2 separate regions of the Homo sapiens genome follow, and region 2 is linked to region 1. A link is an interaction called in ENCODE POLR2A ChIA-PET data of the cell type or tissue named here. Cell type or tissue: Panc1. All regions are shown on one strand. Each heading gives the region's core, and the rest is flanking DNA. Links, peaks and the distances in the headings are about the cores only.

Region 1 (10,889 bases), core at 1,916-9,915:
CTAAGTAGCTGGGACTACAGGTATGCACCACCACGCCTGGCTAATTTTTGTATTTTTGGTAGAGATGGGGGTTTCGCCATGTTGGTCAGGCTGGTCTCGAACTTCTGACCTCAAATGATCCACCCGTCTGGGCCTCCCAAAGTGCTGGGATTACAGGTGTAAGCCACTGTGCCCGGCCTAAAGACAGGCCTTCCTACAGGTCAAGGAAGCTTGACTAATTGTTATTAGGGATTAAATTGAAAAACTGTCCCTGAAGACAAAGAGGTCAGGACCATCTAAGACTCAAAAGTCCAATAATTACAGTTGAAGGTTTTGCCTTCAACAGTGTTCATCCCACTATCTCCTGGCTCCCATGATTTCTGAGGAGAAATGAGCTGTTAATCTGATCAAAGATCCTTTGAACAAGATAAGTTGCTCATCTCTTGCTGCTTTCAAGATTCTTTGTCATTTGACACTTTGATTATGAAATATCTAGGTGTGGATCTCTGATATTCATCCTCATTGGAGTTCACTGAGCTTCCTGAGTGGGTAGGTTACTGTTTTTCATCAGCTTGTGGCCATTCTTTCTGACCCTTTCTCTCCTCTCCTTCTGGGACTCTCATGATGCATATGTTGATTTGTGTGACGGTGCACCATGGGTCTCTGAGGCTGTTAATTTTCCTTCATTCTTTTTTCATTAGCCTGAAAAATCTCAAGGTACCATCTTCAAGCTTGCTGATTTTTTTCTGCCTGCTCAAATCTGCTGTTCAGCCTCTAGTGAATTTTTCATGTCAGTAACTACACAGTTCAACTCCAGAATTTCTGGGTTTTTTTTGTTTTTTTTTTTTTTGAGACTGAGTCTTGCTCTGTTGCCTAGGCTGGAGTACAGTGATGCCATCTCAGCTCACTGCAATCTCCACCTCCCAGGTTCAAGCGATTCTCCTGCCTCAGCCTCCTGAGTAGCTGGGACTACAGGTGCGTGCCACCACACTCAGCTAATTTTTTGTATTTTTAGTAGAGACGGGGTTTCACTGTGTTAGCCAGGATGGTCTCGATCTCTCGACCTCGTGATCCACCTGCCTTGGCCTCCCTCTATTTGGTGAGACACTCTTCTCACATTTTCCTTAAGTTCTTTAGACAAATTTAAAATAGTTGATTTAACATCATTGTCTATGAAGTCCAACATCTAGGCTGGAAAAGACTGTGTCTTTCCTGTGTATGAACCATACTTTCTTGTTTCTTTGCATGCCTCATAACTTTTTGTTGAAAACAAGAATAACTTTTTTCTGCGATTTTTCCTGAATAAATGTGTCTTAGATTGTTGCAAGCCTTTGGTTAATTTCTCGAGTTCTGAAAAAGTTGGTTTTAATCATTTTTGCCAGTTTTCTCATTCCTTTAAATGGAGGAACAGCATTTATGAAGTCCTCACTCCACCACTCCCCAGCAATCTATATCTCATATGGCATTTAGAAAGAGGTTTTCATCCCCCAAAACAATTTTTTGGAAAAGAGGGGTAAAAGAGTCAAACTCTGATATTTAAGTACCTAGTACTCGACCGTAAGCCCCAAGTAGTGTTATGAATTGCACCCTTCTCTAATTAGATTTTTTAAATTGATAACTTAAAATTAAAACATCCTATAAAGAAAAAAATACTATATAGAAAATTTTTTAAACACATAATTTTGTAACTCCAGCAACCTGAACAAATTGTTGGTATAGCATTCCAAAATAACAAAAAATGAGATATTATACATTCTGTTTTATAATATATATTTTTTGTGTAAAGGCATCATAGCTCTCGTCCTATGGTAATAAATTTAGAGTGACAGCTTGATTAGGATACATGAGCTATTTTTAAAGGCTACATCATATGACACAGAACAGACTTCATATGTAGCAATCATTTTCTGATGTACGTTTTGGTGATTTCCCATTTTCTGCTATCACCTCATATGTTTGCACGCCTGTCCCATGATACCACAGGTTACATTTCTAGAACTGGAATTGCTGTGTTAAATGACTTGACATTTTAGGTTTCATCTTCTCTGCACCCCCCAGTCATTTAATACTGGCCCTATGGTGAAGCACATTTTCCCTCCTCTTTGAGAGCAGAGTCGTCACTCAGTGACATCACTGCCTTCGTTTACTATATGGTCAGCCCTCTGTATCTGTGGGTTCCACATCCACTCATTCAACCAACTGGGGATCAAAAATATTCGAAAAAGCAAAATAAAAAATGACAATACAACAATAAAAAATAATACAAATAAAAACAATACAGTATAAGAACTATTTACATGGCATTTACATTGGATTGGGTATTTTAAGTTATCCAGAGATGATTTAAAGTACACAAGATGATATGCATAGGTTATATGCAAATACTATGCCATTTTCTATCAAGCACTTGAGCATCTTGGAGGATTCTGGCATCCATAGGGGGGTCTTGGAACCAGTCCCCAGGGGATAGCAAGAAACAACTGTGCTATGAAATACTGTATCTCACAGTGCTCCTTTACCACCTTAAAGGGGAACACAGCCACAGGTGAGGACAGACTGTACTTAAAACTCCTGCAGAGGCTGGACACAGTGGTTCACGCCTGTAATCCTAATACTTTGGGAGGCCAAGGCGGGTGGATCACCTGAGGTCAGGAGTTTGAGACCAGCCTGACCAATACGGAGAAACCCCGTCTCTACTAAAAATACAAAATTAGCCAGGTGTGGTGGCGCATGCCTGTAATCCCAGCTACTCGGAAGGCTGAGGCAGGAGAATCACTTGAACCCGGGAGGCAGAGGTTGCAGCAAGCCGAGATCGTGCCATTGCACTCCAGCCTGGGCAACAAGAGCAAAACTCCGTCTCAAAAAAAAAAAAAAAAAAAAAACCAAAAACAAGAAAAAACAAAAAAAAAACAACTCCTGCAGAGACACATGAGAAAGAATGAAATTGGACCCTTACCTGACACCATATCCATGACCTAAACATAAGACCTAAAATGACAAAACTCTTGGAAAAAACATAGGGGAAAAGCTTTATATTAGATTTAACAATGATTTCTTGGATACAACACCAAAGGCAGGCACAGGCAACAAAAAGCAAAGATAGACAAGTTGGACTTCAAGAAAATGTAAAAATTTTGTGCATCAAAAGACATTATCATGGGGTAAAAAGGCAATCCACAGTATGGAAGAAAATATTTACAAATCATGTATCTGATAAGGGATTAATATCGAGAATACATAGAAAGTTCCCAAAACTTTTTTTTTTTTTTTTTGAGACAGGGTCTCACTCTGTTGTCCAGGCTGGAATGCAGTCGTACAATCTCGACTCACTGCAGCCTCGACTTCTCATGCTCAAGTGATCCTCCCACTTCAGTCTCCCTGGTAGTTGGGACCACACCCGGCCCCTCTGCCCATTTTGAATCAGGTGGTTTTTTGTGTGTGTGTGTTGAATTTTGGGAGTTTGCCAGGTGCAGTGGCTCATGTCTGTAATCCCAGCACTTTGGGAGGCTGAAGCAGGCAGATCACTTGAGCTCAGGAGTTCAAGACCAGCCTGGGCATCATGGTGAAACGCTGTCTCCACAAAAAATACAAAAACTACAGCTACAAAATACAAAATACAAAAAAATACAGCTACAAGGGAGGCTGAGGTGGGAGGATCACTGCAGCCCAGGAGGTCGAGGCTGCAGTGAGCCAAGACTGTGCCACTGTACTCCAGCCTGGGCAACAGAACAAGACCCTGTCTCAAAATAAATAAATAAATAAATAATAAAAATTTAAAAAGGCAAAGGACTTGAACAGACATTTCCCCAAAGAAGATAGAAGATATACAAATGGCCAATAAGCACATCACAAGATGCTCAAGGCCAGGCACAGTGGCTCACGCCTGTAATCCCAGTACTTTGGGAGGCTGAGGCAGGTGGTCACTTGAGGTCAGGAGATCGAGACCAGCCTGGCTAACACGTCTCTACTAAAAATACAAAAATTAGCCAGGCATGGTGGTGCATGTTTACAATCCAAGCTACTTGGGAGGCTGAGGCAAGAGGATAGCTTGAACCCAGGAGGCAGAGGTTGCAGTGAGCTGACATGGTGCCACTGCACTCCAGCCTGGGCAACAGAGCAAGCAAGACTCCATCTAAAAAAAAAAAAAAAAAAAAAAGGTGCTCAACATCACTAATCATTAAGGAAATGCAAATCCAAACTACAATGAGATATCACCTCATACCCATTGGGATGGCTACTATCAAAACAACAAAGTGTTGGTGAGGATGTGGAAAAACTGGAACCCTCATGCACTGTTAATGGAAATGTAAAATGCTGTAGCTGATGTGGAAAATAGCATAGCAGGCTCTTGAGAAATTAAAAATAGAATTGCCATTGACCCAGCAATCAGGTATATATCCAAAAGAACTGAAAGCAAAGTCTCAAAGAGATATTTGTACACCCATATTCATGGAAGCATTATTCATAATAGCTCAAACATGGAACCAAGCCAAGTGTCCACAGATATATGAATGGATAAGTAAAATCCATACAACGGAATATCATTCAGCCTTTTCTTTTTTTTTGAGGCAGAGTCTTGCTCTGTCGCCCAGGCTGGAGTGCAGTGGCGCCATCTCGGCTCACTGCAAGCTCCGCCTCCCGGGTTCACACCATTCTGCTGCCTCAACCTTCCGAGTAGCTGAGACTACAGGTGCCCGCCACCATGCCCAGCTAATTTTTTGTATTTTTTAGTAGAGACGGGGTTTCACCGTGTTAGCCAGGATGGTATCGATCTCCTGACCTCGTGATCTGCCTGCCTCGGCCTCCCAAAGTGCTGGGATTACAGGTGTGAGCCATCATGCCTGGCCCCCATCATTCAGCCTTAAAAAGAAATTCCGGCCAGGCGCAGTGGCTCACGCCTGTAATCACAACACTTTGGGAGGCTGAGGCGGGCAGATCACCTGAACTCAGGAGTTTGAGATCAGCCTGACCAACATGGGGAAACCCCGTCTCTAATAAAAATATAAAATTAGCCGGGTGTGGTGGCACATGCCTGTAATCCCAACTACTCGGGAGGCTGAGGCAGGAGAGTCGCTTGAACTCGGGAGGCAGAGGTTGTAGTGAGCCGAGATCGCACCATTGCACTCCAGCCTGGGCAACAAGAGTGAAACTCCATCTCAAAAAAAAAAAAAATGCTGGGCGCGGTGGCTCATGCCTGTAATCCCAGCACTTTGGGAGGCCGAGGTGGACGGATCACGAAGTCAGGAGATCGAGACCATCCTGGCTAACACGGTGAAACCCCGTCTCTACTAAATATACAAAAAAAATTAGCTGGGCATGGTGGCAGGCGCCTGTAGTCCCAGCTCCTCGGGAGGCTGAGGCAGGAGAATGGTGTGAACCCGGGAGGTGGAGCTTGCAGTGAGCCGAGATCGCACCACTGCACTCCAGCCTGGGCGACAGAGCGAGACTCCATCTCAAAAAAAAAAAAAAAGAAATTCTGACACATGCTACAACATGGATGAACCTTGAGGACATTATGCTATGTGAAATATGCCAGTCACAAAAAGACAAATACCGTATGATTCCATTTATATGAGGTGCCTAGAGCAGTCCAATTCAGAGACAGAAAGTAGAATGGTGGGTGCCAGGGGCTTGGGTGAGTGGAGAATGAGGAGTCAGGATTTAAGGGTTACAGAGCTTCAGTTTTACAAGATGAAAAAAAGTCTGCAGATAGTGGTGATGGTTGCTCAATATAAATATACTTAATACCACTGAACTGTACGCTGGAAAATGGTTAAGAAAGTTTCGGCTGGGTGCGATGGCTCACACCTGTAATCCCAGCACTTTGGGAGGCCGAGGCGGGCGGATCACCTGAAGTCGGGAGTTTGAGATCATCCTGACCAACATGGAGAAAACCCGTCTCTACTAAAAAGAAATACAAAATTAGCTGGGTCTGGTGGCGGGCGTCTGTAGTCCCAGCTACTCGGGAGGCTGAGGCAGGAGAATTGCTTGAACCCGGGAGGCGGAGGTTGCGGTGAGCCAAGATCATGCCATCACACTCCAGCCTGGGCAACGAGAGCGAAACTCCATCTCAAAAAAAAAAAAAGTAAGTTTAATATCAGGTGTACATAATACATGTGTTATATGGACATCCCCTCAAAATTCACATGTTCAACCTAACTCCCAATGCAATCGTATTAAGAGGTGGGGCCTTGAGGAGGTTGTCATGAGGGTCCTGTTCTATGAGTAGGATTAGCATCCTAATAAAAGAGGTCGAGCTGGCCATGGTGGCTGGCGCCTATAATCCCAGCTAGTCAGGAGGCTGAGGTGGGAAGATGTTGAGCCCAGGAGTCGGAGGAAAAAAAAAAAAGGGGTCACGGTCAAAAGGAGCTGCCTTGTCCCTTCCACCCTGTGAGGACGCAGCCTGAAGACAGCATGATTTGTGAGGAACAAGCCCTCACCAGATACCGAATCTGCTGCTGCCTTGATCTTGGACTTCTCAGCTTCCAAAACCGTTAAGAAATAAACTTCTCGGCCGGGTGCGGTGGCTCACGCCTGTAATCCCAACACTTTGGGAGGCCGAGGCCCGGATCATGAGGATCATGAGGTCAGGAGATTGAGACCATCCTGGCTAACACGATGGAACCCTGTCTCTACTAAAAATGCAAAAAAAAAAAATTTGCCGGGCGTGGTGGCAGGCGCCTGTAGTCCCCCAGCTACTTGGGAGGCTGAGGCAGGAGAATGGCATGAACCCGGGAAGCAGCGGAGCTTGTGGTGAGCAGAGATCGCGCCACTGCTCTCCAGCCTGGGCTATAGAGCAAGACTCCGGCTCAAAAAAAAAAAAAAAAAAAAAAAAAAAAAAGAAATTTCTCAACATGGTGAAACCCCGTTTCTACTAAAAAATGCAAAAATTAGCCGGGCGTCGTGGCAGGCGCGTGTATTCCCAGCTAATAGAGAGGCTGAGGCAGAGAATCTCTTGAACCCAGGAGACAGAGGTTGCAGTGAGCCACTGCCCTCCAGCCTGAGTGATAATAGCGAAACTGTCTCAAAAAAAAAAAAAAAAGAAAAGAACAAAAGGCCGGGCACAGTGGCTCACGCCTGTAATCCCAGCACTTTGGGAGCCCGAGGCGGGCGGAACACAAGGTCAGGAGATCGAGACCATCCTGGCTAACACGGTGAAACTCCGTCTCCAATAAAAATACAAAAAATTAGCCGGGTGTGATGGTGGGCGCCTGTAGTCCCAGCTACTTGGGAGGCTGAGGCAAGAGAATGGCATGAACTCAGGAGGAGAAGCTTGCAGTGAGCCGAGATTGCACCACTGCACTCCAGCCTGGGTGACAGAGCAAGACTCCGTCTCAGAAAAAACAACTTCAGGCCGGCCGCAATGGCTCACACCTGTAATCCCAGCACTTTGGGAGGCCAAGGCAGGCGGATCACTTGAGGTCAGGAGTTCGAGACCAGCCTGCCCAACATGGTGAAACCCCATCTCTACTAAGAGTACAAAAATTAGTTGGGCATGGTGGCACACACCTATAATCCCAGCTACTCAGGAGTCTGAGGCAGGAGAATCGCTTGAACCTGGGAGGCAGGGGTTGCAGTGAGCCGAGATTGCACCACTGCATCCATCCTGGGTGACACAGCAAGACTGTCTCAAAAAATAAATAAATAAAAATAATAAATAAATAAATTTCTATTGTTTATAAATTACCTAGAATAAGGTTATTTTGTTATAGCAGCCCAAAGGGATGAAGACAATGTATTTTGCCACAATTTTTTAAAATGGGGGACGAAAAACTCTTGCAGCGCAAAAACCTAAGTCAGCCTCCTGCCAATTTCTCCCCCAAATGTCCTTTTCTTGTCACTCTACAAACCTCTGCTCTTACTCACATTGGGCCACATGTGCATCAGACATCAACGGAGAGGTCAAACTGCATTAATAATTCTCAACCAGGTCCACTCACCACCTACAAGCTTCCTGGGGCCATACCCAGTGACCAGGACAGGAATGCAATTCTGCATCTAGTTATCATCCAAGACGCAGATTTCTAACAAGAATTTGATGGCAATGGGCTCTCCAAAGATTGGTAGCTCTCCACCGGGAGGTTAGGGAGAGGCCAAAATTCTCACCATTTCCAGGGGCGTGAACTGAAGAACATGAAAAAGGTGGCACTGGTTCCAGATGCTATAATTTATTGGTAACCAGGCGTGATCAGAAAGTAAGAACTCTTAAGTACCACCCTCTTTCTCTTTATTTGAAAAGGTTTAAGAGATGGAAGGAAATGCCAGACATGGACTCAGAAGACTGGGACTCAAATTCTAGCCCTGGTGGGTCAGACATGATTTTACTAGTCCTTGGTCAGAGAAAGCCTTGGGAGATACAGAGAATCTAAAGAATCTAAACTGTATCTATTTTGTATTTAGTTCCACCTATTTTTGTGGCCATACTGCATAACAAAAAGGAAGCCTTAAATAGATTAACTGAATTCAAATGGTTTGGGGGGGCGGGTCGGAACTGCAGAGTTACATGAGATGAGAAGAGGAAGACATTAGTAATGTGATACTTCTATTTGAGGCACATGGGCTGTGAGACCATCCCCATTTGGAGGCAAAATGGTGGCAGTGGAGCAGGCTCTGCTTAGCAGTTAGATTCAAAGTCCAGTTTCATCCCTGCCAGGGGTCTCTTTAATTATAAAGAAAATGTCATCCAGTTGAGAAAGAAAGGCCAAAAGTTAATTAGAAAAATAATTTACTATACTTTAAAATCATGTATTTAATTCCTTATTAGGTAAGCTTCTCTAATTCCAGGAAAATATTAGATTAAATATAGACAAGGCTAGGAAAATAAAAACCATAGTATTTATATTTTTGTGTTAAGAAATCTGGCCGGGCGCGGTGGCTCACGCCTGTAATCCCAGCACTTTGGGAGGCCGAGGCGGGTGGATCATGAGGTCAGGAGATCGAGACCATCCTGGCTAACAAGGTGAAACCCCGTCTCTACTAAAAATACAAAAAATTAGCAGGGCGCGGTGGCGGGCGCCTGTAGTCCCAGCTACTCGGGAGGCTGAGGCAGGAGAATGGCGTGAACCCGGGAAGCGAAGCTTGCAGTGAGCCAAGATTGCGCCACTGCAGTCCGCAGTCCGGCCTGGGCGACAGAGCGAGACTCCGTCTCAAAAAAAAAAAAAAAAAAAAAAGAAATCTGTGTGTTGTCTGTTACTTTATGTACTCTAAGAGAATATGGTCTGTTTAGAATAACAAATCAGTCTTGAGATTCCAATTAAAACATGTAACTGAGGCCAGGCGTGGTGACTCACATCTGTAACCACATGATTTTGGGAGGCTGAGGCAGGTGGATCGCATGATAGCAGTTTGAGACCAGCCCTGGCAACACAGTGAAATCCCACCTCTACAAAGAAAATTTTTTAAAAGGCCAGGTGCAGTGGCTCATGCCTGTAATCCCAGCACTTTGGGAGACCAAGGCGGGCAGATCACAAGGTCGGGAGTTCGAGATCAGCCTGGCCAATATGGTGAAACCCCGTCTCTACTAAAAATACAAAAATTAGCTGGGCCACGCCTGTAATCCCAGCTACTCGGGAGGCTGAGGCAGAAGAATTGCTTGAACCCAGCAGGCGGAGGTTGCAAGTAGGCCAAGATCATGAAACCGCATTCCAGCCTGGGCAACAGAGTGAGACTCCATCTCAAAAAAAAAATTTTTTTTAAATCAGCCAGGCATGACGTGCATGCCATGGTCCCAGCTACTCAAGAGGCTGAGATGGGAGGATCGCTTGAGCATGGGAGGTCGAGGCTGCAGTGAGCCACGATCGCATCAGTGCAAGCCAGCCTGGGGCACAGAGCAAGACCCTGTCTCAAAACAAAAAACATGTAACTGAGTAGTTAGTTTAGACGTGTGATTTTACATAGAAATTTTACTAAGTTTAAAATCAGTACTGGCAGATGACAAACACATGACAAGATGCTCAACATCATTATCATTAGGAAAATTCAAATTGAAACCATGAGATACCACCATATACCTTTTTAAATGGCTAAAATTTAAAAGACTAACCATAGCCAGTGTTGGGGAGGATGAAGAGAAACTGGAACTCTCATACACAGCTGGTAGGAATGTAAAATACTACAACCACGTCAGAAAATTTGGCAGTTCAAGTTAAACATACATACAGCTACCACAGGATCCAGCCACTCCACTCCTAGGCATTTACCCAAGAGAAAAGGAAATATATGTTCACACAAAGACTTATACACAAATGTTCACAGTAGCTTTATTTGTAGATGCCAAAAAGTAGAAGCACCTGAGATGACCAACAAAGGTGACTGGATAAACTGTAATACCCATATAATGAAATCAGCAAAAAAAAAAAGCTGGGTGCGGTGGCTCATGCCTGTAATTCCAGCACTTTGGGAGGCCGAGGCGGGAGGATCACAAGGTCAGGAGATCAAGACCATTCTGGCTAACACAGTGAAACCCCGTCTCTACTAAAAATACAAAAACAAAATTAGCTGGGTGTGGTGGTGGGTGCCTGTAGTCCCAGCTACTCGGGAGGTTGAGGCGGAGCTTGCAGTGAGCCGAGATCGTGCCACTGCACTCCAGCCTGTGCGACAGAGCAAGACTCAGTCTCAAAAAAAAAAAAAGAACTGACCAGGAACAGTGGCTCATGCCTGTAACCCCAGCACTTTGGGAGGCCAAGGTGGAAAGTGGGAAGGACTGCTTGAGTTCAGGAGTTCAAGACAAGCCTAAGGGCCAGGTGCGGTAGCTCACGCAGGTAATCCCAACACTTTTCGAGGCTGAGGTGGGGTGGATCATTTGAGGTCAGGAGTCGAGACCAGCCTGGCCAACATGGTGAAACCCCCTCTCTACTAAAAATACAAAAATTAGCTGGGCGTGGTGGTGGGCGCCTCTAGTCCCAGCTACT
Region 2 (10,889 bases), core at 1,563-9,562, 130 kb before region 1:
GGGGATGATCACATTATTGAATCCATATGTTACAAGAGAAAAGGAGCAAGTAGGGGAACAGTCAATTATGTATTTGTCTTGTGCTCAGTAAAGTGGCCCTTTATATAATAGAAGGTGAACATTACAGTAGCTACCTGTAGAGGTATTTAACCCTTTATCTGTAGCTATCTGCTTAGGAACAAAAGGAGAGACAGCTTCTTGCATGACTCAGCTTTCAGCTAAATTATTTCCTTTTGGCATAGTGATTTGGGGTCTTGAGTTTTAATTTTCCTTTCACAAGTACCTTACCAGAAAAAAAAAAATCTTTAAAAAACAAGTCTTGAAGTCTCTCCCTTCAGGCTCCAATTACACATTCCTGAATTAGGCCACCTAAAGTTATCCTGCAGTTCACTGAGGCTTTATTCATTTATGTAGAGACAGGGTCTTGCTGTTTCCCAGGCTGGAGTGCAGTGGCTTGATCTTAGCTCACTGCAGCCTTGAACTCCTAAGCTCGTGTGACCTTCCCACTTCAGCCTCCTGAGTGGCTAGGACTACAGGTGTACACCACCATACCTGGCTAATTTTGCATGTGTGTGTGTGACATATCTTGCTATCATTTTCTATGTTCTTCATATTTCTTTTTTTTGAGATGGAGTCTCACTCTGTTGCCCAGGCTGGAGTGCAGTGGTGTGATCTCAGCTTACTGCAACCTCTGCCTCCTGAGTTCAATCAATCAGGCCCCTGAAATGATTTCTATCTCTGCCATTTCAGCCTCCCGAGTAGCTGGGACTACATGTGCCCACCACCATGGCCAGCTAATTTTCGTATTTTTAATAGAGACAGGGTTTCGCCATGTTGGCCAGGCTGGTCTCGAACTCCTGACCTCAAGTGATCCGCCTGCCTTGGCCTCCCAAAGTGCTGGGACTACAGGCATGAGCTACTGTGCCCAGCCTATACTCTTCATATTTCTTATGCTTAGGGTTCATTGATCATGGATCTGCAAAAATATAATGTATAAGGTTTATAACATCTATGGAAATAAAACCTGTGACAATAGCACAAAGGCCAAGAGGAGAGAAGTGGAAGTATATTGTTGGATTCTTAAACTTTATATGAATTGTTATAATATCATTTGAAGGTAGACTGTGATAAGTTAAAGTTGTATACTAATAAAGCCTGGCAATCCCTGGTTTAATGCAACAGTTATAACTAATAACTTAAAAAGGAGATAAAATGGAGTTATAAAAAATTCCTGGCAGGCATGGTGGCTCTCACCTGTAGTCCCAACTACCTTGGAGGCTGATGCAGAGAGAGGCTCGCTTGAGCACAGGAATTTGAGGCTGCAGTGAGCTATGATCACATCATTGCACTCCAGTCTGAGCAACAGAATGAGACCTTGTGTCTTATAAAAGGGTGGGGAGAGAGAGAAAACACTTTTTAAAATGTAAAAAACAATTTCTAATCCAAAAATAGAAAAGAGGAAAAAGGAAACAAAGAATACAAGCAAGAAATGGAAAAAAGATGATGGATTTAAACTCCACTATAGCTATCTTCATATTACAAGTAAATGATTTAAACAACCCAATTATAAGACAACTGCACATCTTGGCTCCTCAAACACTCCCCTCTTATTCTGAGTTTGCATCTTTTTTTTTGAGACGGAGTCTGGCTCTGTCGCCCAGGCTGGAGTGCAGTGGCGCAATCTCGGCTCACTGTAAGCTCTGCCTCCCGGGTTCACGCCATTCTTCTGGCTCAGCCTCCCTAGTAGCTGGGACTACAGGCGCCCGCCACTACGCCCGGCTAATTTTTTGTATTTTTAGTAGAGACGGGGTTTCACCGTGTTAGCCAGGATGGTCTCAATCTCCTGACCTCATGATCCGCCCACCTCAGCCTCCCAAAGTGCTGGGATTATAGGTGTGAGCCACCGCGCCTGGCCCTGAGTTTGCATCTTAAAAATCCCCTTGCCCTAAACAGTGAGTCAGCCTTAGTTCATGTGTTAATGCCTTCTGAGATTTGTGAGGGAGACTTCATTTATGGGTATAAAGCCTTTCCATAATGCCTCAGTGCCCACTGGGTAGGAATTTTAATCTTCACAATACCTTGTGTTTACCCCATAAGAAAGAGGATGAAAACGAATGAAAGATAAAGGAAAGCACACATTCTGGTCTCTGGCCTTGGTTCAGGGGACAAGAAAGGTTAAGCAGTGGTTCTTAATGGGGTAATTTTGTCCTTAAAGGACATTTGACAATGTCTGGAGACGTTTTTTATTGTCATGGAGGGGGTAACGTAAGAAGGGTGCTACTGGCATTTGGTGGCTAGAGGCCAGGGATTCTGCTAAACATCCTATAGTGCACAGGACTGCCCACCGCAGTGAAGAATTATCTGGCCCAAAGTGTCACTAGTGCAGAGGTTAAGAAACCCTGGGTTACAGGTAGGGTGAGAGTGGGAATGGGAAGTTCAGAGATAGAAACCATTTCAGGGGCATGCCTTCCTTTGTTTTAGATAATAGGTTTGGAGACAATCCGAGGAAGTTTCCTTCTCAATCTAAGTATACTCAAATACTTCCTAGAAGATATTCTCTTGTATATACTTCTAGCATGTATCACATTGTATTACAGCTTACCGGCTTTTATGTCTGTCTCCCATGTTGTAAATATGATAAACTTGAGGACAGGTATTATCTGGATATTTGTCTTTGTACCCCAAGAACTTAGAACTTAAAACAATGTTAACCTGTGGTGCCTTTCAAATCTATGACCATGTGAACCGGATGAATAAATAAACTGTCTTAATATTATATCTGTAGCTCACACTTATTAAACCCAGAATAAATTTCTGGGGATCCTAGTGGATCTATCTCTGGTGCCTCACATCTGTCTTCAGTGTGGAAAAGGCTTAATATGTAACTGCATAGGCTGGGCATGATGGCTCACGCCTGTAATCCCAGCACTTTGGGAGGCCGAGGTGGGCAGATCACGAGGTCAAGAGATCGAGACCATCCTGGCCAACATGGTGAAACCCCGTCTCTACTAAAAATACAAAAATTAGTCAGGCATAGTGGCATGCACCTGTAATCCCAGCTACTTGGGAGGCTGAGGCAAGAGAATCACTTGAACCTGGGAGGTGGAGGTTGCAGTGAGCTGAGATGGCGCCATTGCACTCCAGCCTGGGCGACAGAGCGAGACTCCATCTCAAAAAAAAAAAAAAAGTAACTGCATAGCACACTTATGGGAGTGTAAACCAGGTCAGTGTTGTTTGTTTGTTATACAAGTGAATACATAGTCATAAGATACTAAAATTTGGCAGTTTTCTTTAGCAACTACACATATTTCTATATGGACCTTTGGGTCTGCCTCTGATATTGTCAACTTGGGAGCAGCCGATGACTACTTTCTTCAAAGATACCTCTTCTTTAGTTGACTGGAAAAAATACCATTTGTGTATGATACCCAATTTGGATCTCAATTTGGATAGAGGTATATCCTCCCTCTTTCTGCACAGGAATTAAGACATTTGAAGAATATTAGATAAATGAAAGGAAATATGAATAGAACGTGTGTATAAAAATATGACCAGAGATCTGATGGCCCAGGTTGGGGTTTGGGGGTCAGGGTCTGGCCAAATGTGAGAGACCACTTGAAGTGAGGCAAACAGGTGTCAAACAGGCAAGCTCTTTCAGAGCTTGTTTTGGCATTGCATGTTTTTTTTTGTTGCTTGTTTTTGTTTTTGTTTTGTTTGAGACAGAGTCTTGCTCTGTTGCCCAGGCTGGAGTGCAGTGGTATGATCTTGGCTGGCTGCAACCTCCGCCTCCCGGGTTCAAGTGATCCTCCTGCCTCACCCTTCCGAGTAGCTGGGATTACAGGTGCCTACCACCATGCCTGGCTAATAGTTTTTTGTATTTTTGGTAGAGACAGAGTTTCCCCATGTTGGCCAGGCTGGTCTTGAACTCCTGACCTCAAGTGGCCCACCTGTCTCAGCCTCTCAAAGTGCTGGTATTACAGGTGTGAGCCACCGCACCCGGCCTGGCATTGCATGTTGATACTGGTTCTCCTCTTACTTCCTCTGCTGCCTCCTCTATTCCTGGTCCTTCTGTTAGATACTTGTTCAGAGGATTTCTAATGTACCTAATCTGTCAACTCTGGGCCTTTACAAAGGTGAGTAAGGGAGCAATGATACCTCTGAACTACTGTGGAAGAGAAATGCTTCATAATGAACTGAGAAAATCCACATAAAATTCCTTAGAAAAAGTTAAAACGCATACAAATGCAAGATGTAATAGTATTAGGCCTAGGAAGCTGGCTGTAATATTCCCATAAGCTCTAACCACACCAGCTTTGGGTGAATCATGCTAAAAGCTGGAGGTTAATAACTGAGCTAATAAAACTGGGAAATTGGAGTATGCGACCATGGGCTGATATCTAGGAGGGGTTGCAGTTTTGAGATTGACTGTTCTAACTAGAATCCTTTGAAATTTAGAAGGTAGTCTGGTCGTCTGGCTCCTGAAGAAGACGACCAGTAGGGAAGAGGTATTCTGCGGCTATGACTGGTATGAGAACATTGAAGCCTACTGGGATGGGGCAGTATCTTAGAGGGAATGATAGACTCCACCGATTTCGAATAGAGATATGACTGGTGAATTTCTAGGGATCGCCATACCTCCTTTTCTCTTTCATTTTTGTTTTTGGGCTTTGCTGGTTTAGTTTTTTGCCAATTCATGGTCCTGAACTTTCTCAGTTAACTTTGGAAATGAATAACGTAGGAAATGTCCTCTCATCTCCCTCCCTTATTACTCTAAAGGACAGAACCAGGATCCACATGGAGGTACTTCTCTACATGGATCTGAAATATGGGACTATCCTGATTGTATTCTAAAGGATCAAGGTGCTAGAAAGTGACCACTGGGCAATGGATTACATTTGGGGATACAAATATATAGTATTGGGGCTAAGAGAACAGGTTTTTTAGTCAGTCTAGCAAAGTCTAGAACTCAGTTCCACCACCTACTGGCTCCCGTTGGACGAGGTATTTAACCTATCTGTGCCTCTTTTCTTATCTGTAAAAGGGCATAAGAATAGGTTCTATCCGATACTGTTGTTGTGAAGTCTAAATGTTGAAATAGTACATAAGCATTTGATGCAGTACCTGGCACATAACACAAATTAGCTGTTGTCATTACACTCAGGTGAATCTAACCTCTTACCAGCCATACCTGCCTTAGAAAGTTGTACAAGGAATCAATGAATTTATTGTGTAGAGCTTCTCAGTAATGTAAAGGAGTGCTGTTTGGCTTGCATTTTACACACATAGTTACTATTTTAATGTTCTTCCTGTGAGTCATTATGATTTGCTTCCATCATGTGGATAGAGAAACAGGTTCAGGAGGGTAAATGGGTGTTCAGATTTAGATCTCCTATTCTCAGATCCTTCTTTGTTCAGAATACAGGTTCTGTAGTCACTTTGTATTTCAAGAGCTTTACTTATCTTAGAAATTCGTGTAATATCTTGTCCTCTAGATTTGGTGCTTCCAGATGTGAGTTATCAGGTGGAATCCAGTGAGGAGGATCAGTCTCAGACTATGGATCCTCAAGGACAAACTCTGCTGCTTTTTCTCTTTGTGGATTTCCACAGTGCATTTCCAGTCCAGCAAATGGAAATCTGGGGTAAGTATAAGAGAATGGGGTTGCCAGCTGGGGTGTGCCAAATGCTAAGAGAGAGGGAAACTTTGTGTAATGCACACATCTAAATTAGATATATTTCTGTAGAATAAATAAGTTCAGTGAAAAACCTTGCTTAATAAAATGAACATATCCTATAGAAAAGATTCATATATTGATGCATCGCTTAAATGATGACATTTCTAGTCTGGTTGGCCAGAAATCAGCAGATACTTCATATATTGCTCCCTAGGGATCAGCGGTTTTCAACGTTAGCCGCACAATATATTACCTGGAGAGCATCTAAAATGCTTACTCCCCAGAGATTCTGATTTCCAGATGGACTGAGGTGGGGCTTAGGGTTCAGTATGTTTTTAAATTTTTTTTATTTTTAGAGATGCTCTGTCGTCCAGGCTGGAGTACAGTTGCGCGAGCATAGCTCAATGCAACATCAAACTCCTGGGCTCATGTGGTCCTCCCGCTTCAGCCTCCCAAGTAGCTGGGCCTACAGATGCATGCCAGTGCACCTGGATAACTTTTTCAATTATATTTTGTATTATTATTTTTTGTATGGAGGTCTTGCTTTGTTGCCCAGGCTGTTCTCGAACTCCTGGCTTCAAGTAATCTTCCTTCCTCGGCATCCCCAAGTGCTTGTCAGTATGTTTTTAAAGTTTCTCAGGCTGGGTGCGGTGGCTCATGCCTGTAATCTCAGCACTTTGGGAGGTTGAAGTGGGTGGATCACTTGCAGCCAGGAGTTCAAGGCCAGCCTAGCTAACACGGCGAAACCCCATCTCTACTAAAAATACAAAAATTAGCTGGCATGGTGGCAGCTTCTTGTAATCCCAGCTATTCAGGAGGCTGAGGCAGGAGAATCTCTTGAACCCAGGAGGCAGAGGTTGCAGTGAGCCAAGATTGTACCACTGCACTTCAGCCTGGACAAGAGATTGAGACTCTGTCTCAAGAAATAAAATAAAATAAAATAAAATAAAATCACTTCTCAGGTGATTCTGATGTACAGCAAGGCTTGGGAACTTTTCATCATCATGCTGCCTTTCCAGGTGGATTTAAAAAATGCACACCTGTTCTTATTCAGGTATGCAACAGGGAACCTTTGGTGTTTATCTATTAGATGGGTGACAATTTGTTATCAATCAGAAAGGTTATCTATGATAGAGATAAAACAGTGGTTTCATTTTCTGGTCCATGAAACACATGCATCAGAATCACTGGATGATGATGATGATGATGATGATGATGATTTTTGAGACAGAGTCTCCCTCTGTCGCCCAGGCTGGAGTGCAATAGCGTGATCTTGACTCACTGCAGCCTCCACCTCCCGGGTTCAAGCAATTTTCCTGCCTCAGCCTCCTGAGTAGCTGGAATTACAGGCACACGCCACCACACCTGGCTAATTTTTGTATTTTTAGTAGAGATGGGGTTTCACCATGTTGGTCAGGCTGGTCTCGAACTCCTGACCTCGTGATCCACCCGCCTCAGCCCCCCAAAGTACTGGGATTACAGGTGTGAGCCACCACACCAGGCCATTATTATTATTATTGTAGAGGCAAGGTCTGAACTCCTGGGCTCAAGTGATCCTCCCACCTCGGCCTCCCAAAGTGCTGGGATTACAGGCATGAGCAATCGCACTGGCCTCAAGTGATTCTTAAATAGAGTAAAATTTGAAAACCACTGAGCATGAGCAGGAGTTGACTTCTGCATTTTAATCCAATAAACCCTGGGACATAAATTTAAGTGTTTCTCAATGCCCTCCTAATCTTTGAGGAAAGTTACAAGGAGAAGTGGAGCTTATACAAATTTGGGGAAAGGTTCGTAAGCCTCCCTTTTGGTGCTTCTGATATGTCTCTGTTCTCCTTTCTCTATGGGCCAATGTGTTTTCGTGGGACTCTATTCTCCAGGCACTCTAGTGCTATTTGGTGTGGCCCTGCTCCTACTGAGTCATAAGAAAAAAGAGACTGCTTACACCAGATCAAAAGAGCTCATGTTGACTGGTGTCAATTATTTATTGAACAAACCATTGTTGGCTGTGGTATTCTTCCTTCTACCTTCCTTCTGAGCCTCTCAGAAGTAAGATAAGGCAAACTTTTCCCTGCCTTTTCCCAACACATGCTGTACACACTAGGAGAGAAGCACTGTTTCCTGGGGCTCTGGCTTGTAGCTCTTTATTTGAGGAGCTAATGGTCTTTGGTGTACCGCCGTTCTGATGATTAACACCAGGGGAATGGAAAATAGAAGATACCTAAACTAATGTGAGGATTCCTGGGGCTGTTCCCTGTGGCTTATGCTCACATAGACAGAGGTTGGTAAGAGCAGCAGCTGATTATTGTGGAAAAGACATCAGGGTGGAATCAAGAGACCTGGGTTTAATTTTAGCACTGATACCAACTTCCTCAATGATTTTTGGGAAGTATGTCACGTAAATCTGAGCCTCCCTTTTCATATCTTTAACATGAGATTGTTAGGCTAGGCCCCATCAAAGGCCCTTCCAGGTCTAAAACCCTCTTAAGACTTAAGATCTGCTACCTTCTGGCAGGCTTTTTTTAAGGTCTGTCAGAAGGTAATCCTTGGATAATGCAAGCCTGATAACATGTTCTGAGCCCTAAAGAACATTCCTTAAGAACTCAGATTCCTCAGAAACACAGTATTATCATTCCTGAACTACTGTGATAATTTGTACACTTCTGTTTAGCTTGACCCTGAAGGCCTGCAGTATCTCAGTTGTTGTACTCAGTATTGGATTTAAAAGAAATTCATCAATGTATTAGTAAACACAGTAAGGCTCTCCCATCTTACACATCTGGTAATTTAAGACTAGCCTCTGAAGAAGATGCACAGTGAGGGAAGGTAGATATAGACATAGTGATAATTTTACCTTCTCTTCCCCCTTTTCTTTCTCATATCCTTAAAAGCTTTCTCTAGAGCCTCTTTTTTAGGAAACAGATGGTGCAAAGTTAGTCTGTTTCCATGTGTCTTTAAGAAAATTACTTAATTGGCCTTATGCCCACCTACCTTGTCATGGTAACTTTTCTGTGATTAACTCATTTTTTTTTTCTTGTGACTAACTCATTATTTTCCCCAATGTCAAAAGCATTTGGTGGTCAAAAGTTTTAGGAATGAACTTTGACTTTTAAATTAAATGTCTGCTTTCAAAAGAGATCTGATTTCTTGAAGCTGTTCTTAAAACCAAACTATGGAAAATACCAATCTAGATGATACATTAACATAGCAATAGCAATATTTTGAAACTGTACAGTGTACATTTCAAAACACTTCATGGGCTAGGCACTGTGGCTTGGCTCCTGTAATCCCAATACTTTGAGGGGCCAAAGCAGGAGGACCGCTTGAGCCCAAGAGTTCAAGACCAGCTCGGGCAACACAGCGAGACCTCGTCTCTACATATACAAATTTGCCCGGGCATGGTCCCTCACACCTGTAATCCCAGCACTTTGGGAGGCCGAGGCGGGCGGATCACACTGAGGTCAGGAGTTTGAGACCAGTCTGGCCAACATGGCGAAACCCCGTCTCTACTAAAAATACAAAAATTAGCTGGGTGTGGTGGCAGGCGCCTGTAATCCCAGCTACTCGGGAGGCTGAGGCAAGATAATCACTTGAATCCAGGAGGCGGAGGTTGCAGTGAGCCGAGATCACGCCATTGCACTCCAGCTCGGGCAACAAGAGCAAAACTCTTGTCTTAAAAAAAAAAAAAAAAAAAAAATTGGCCAGGCATGGTGGTGGTGTACACCTGTGGTCCCAGCTATTCGGGAGGCTGAGGTGGGAGGATCACTTGAGCCCCGGTGGTCGAGGCTGCAGTGAGCCAAGATCGTGTCACTGCACTCCAGGCTGGGCAACAAAACCCACAAAACACTTTGTGTACATTATCGCAGTTTATCTACACAACATACCTGTGAGAGCAGGTGGTATAAAGCCATTTTCTATACTGAAGAAAAGATTTCATCACCACTAGTTGATGGCAGAATTGGCCCTAGAATCTATGTTCTCCCTGACTCCAGCTCCAGAATCCTTTTGAGCTTACCATATATTACGTTCCCTACCAGGAAAGGATCATGGTGCCTTGTGGTAGAAAATGTTCTTCTGGTTTGCATTTTTAATACAGTCCTGGAAAAAGCCAGCCAGTTTTAGGCTGCTTCCCATAGAATTCTGAACACTGAAAACAAAGAATAATCAAGAAGGATTTTCTCCAGGTGACCTGTAAATTTGGCTTCCTGTGCCTGCTGCATCGGGATCATTAAATGGTGGCCTATTGTTTGATGGCATAGTTTTTTTGCCTGTTGCTCTCACATATTAGCTTTTCTGAATGAGACTGAGCAGTGGTGCCTGTGGTTACTTTAACAGAGATAATCTCCCATTTAAAAGGACCTCATACCAACAGTTCTGTGTCATCTCTGTGAATTTTAACCTTTTCTTTACCACAGTACGTCTGAAAGCACTGCCACAACAGTGATGTTCACATAGACGTAGAGTAGGGTTAGACACACTCTATAGGACCTTTGCTTCTCCCTTTCTCCTCTCCTTTGGGAGTCACTGGGATTGTTGTTTATAGTACATGGTATATATTTCTGCTATGAATTAAACAGGATCCCTTATTTGTTTCTTTAAAAAATAATGTCATTCTCCACCTTAATTTTCCTGAGCTTTCTTAGATTTATGAGTGGGAATTAGGTAGGTGTGTAAGTTGCTGGGAGATTTTGTCTAAAAAAAGGTAATTATTTGTGGATATGTAGGGGTCTCTTCTTCCAAGAGGCATCTTTCCCACTCCCAGTCCTGACTCAAAGCACATGAACAGCAATCTTGAAGTAGTTATCCTCGCTCATGGTTAATCCTTGGATAATGCAAGCCTGATACCATGTTCTGAGCCCTACTGAACATTTCTAAAGAACTCGGATTCCTCAGAAACCAGTGTTATCATTCCTGAACTACTGTGATAATTTGTACACCTCTGTTTAGCTTGATTCTGAGGGCCTGCAGTATCTCAGTCGTTGTACTCAGTATTGGATTTAAAAGAAATTCATCAGTGTATTAGTAAACAAGTGTCTTAAATCTTACACATCTGGTAATTTTTTTTTTTTTTTTTTTGAGACGGAGTCTCACTCTGTCACCCAGGCTGGAGCGCAGTGGCACAATCTTGGCTCACTGCAAGCTCCGCCTCCCGGGTTCACGCCATTCTCCTGCCTCAGCCTCCCGAGTAGCTGGGACTACAGGTGCCCGCCACCGTGCTTG

What was found. ChIA-PET counts read pairs that join two places held together with the same protein. Peaks named below come from ENCODE experiments on the same cell type or tissue, not always from the same donor. Only the 100,000 strongest peaks of a DNase experiment are listed, where the experiment ranks them.
Region 2: POLR2A ChIA-PET joins it to region 1 with 10 read pairs; 2 of 35 experiments call an interaction of 5 or more read pairs at or near these places.

Annotation. Positions count from the first base shown.
Region 1 is chr11:66,936,966-66,947,854 of GRCh38, forward strand. All of the region lies in intron 3 of PC (pyruvate carboxylase), which reads right to left. Among named protein-coding and RNA genes, the nearest start is that of MIR3163, 7.9 kb to the left of the region's middle. In Panc1, for the core only: no CTCF peak of the experiment used is centred there; no DNase peak of the experiment used is centred there.
Region 2 is chr11:66,810,561-66,821,449 of GRCh38, forward strand. It overlaps TOP6BL (TOP6B like initiator of meiotic double strand breaks), which reads left to right. Exons shown (of 15, transcript NM_001302084.2): 8 at 3,305-3,455; 9 at 5,493-5,639. Among named protein-coding and RNA genes, the nearest start is that of RCE1, 27 kb to the right of the region's middle. RefSeq lists an enhancer at 2,018-2,801. In Panc1, for the core only: no CTCF peak of the experiment used is centred there; a DNase peak (open chromatin) is centred at 5,241.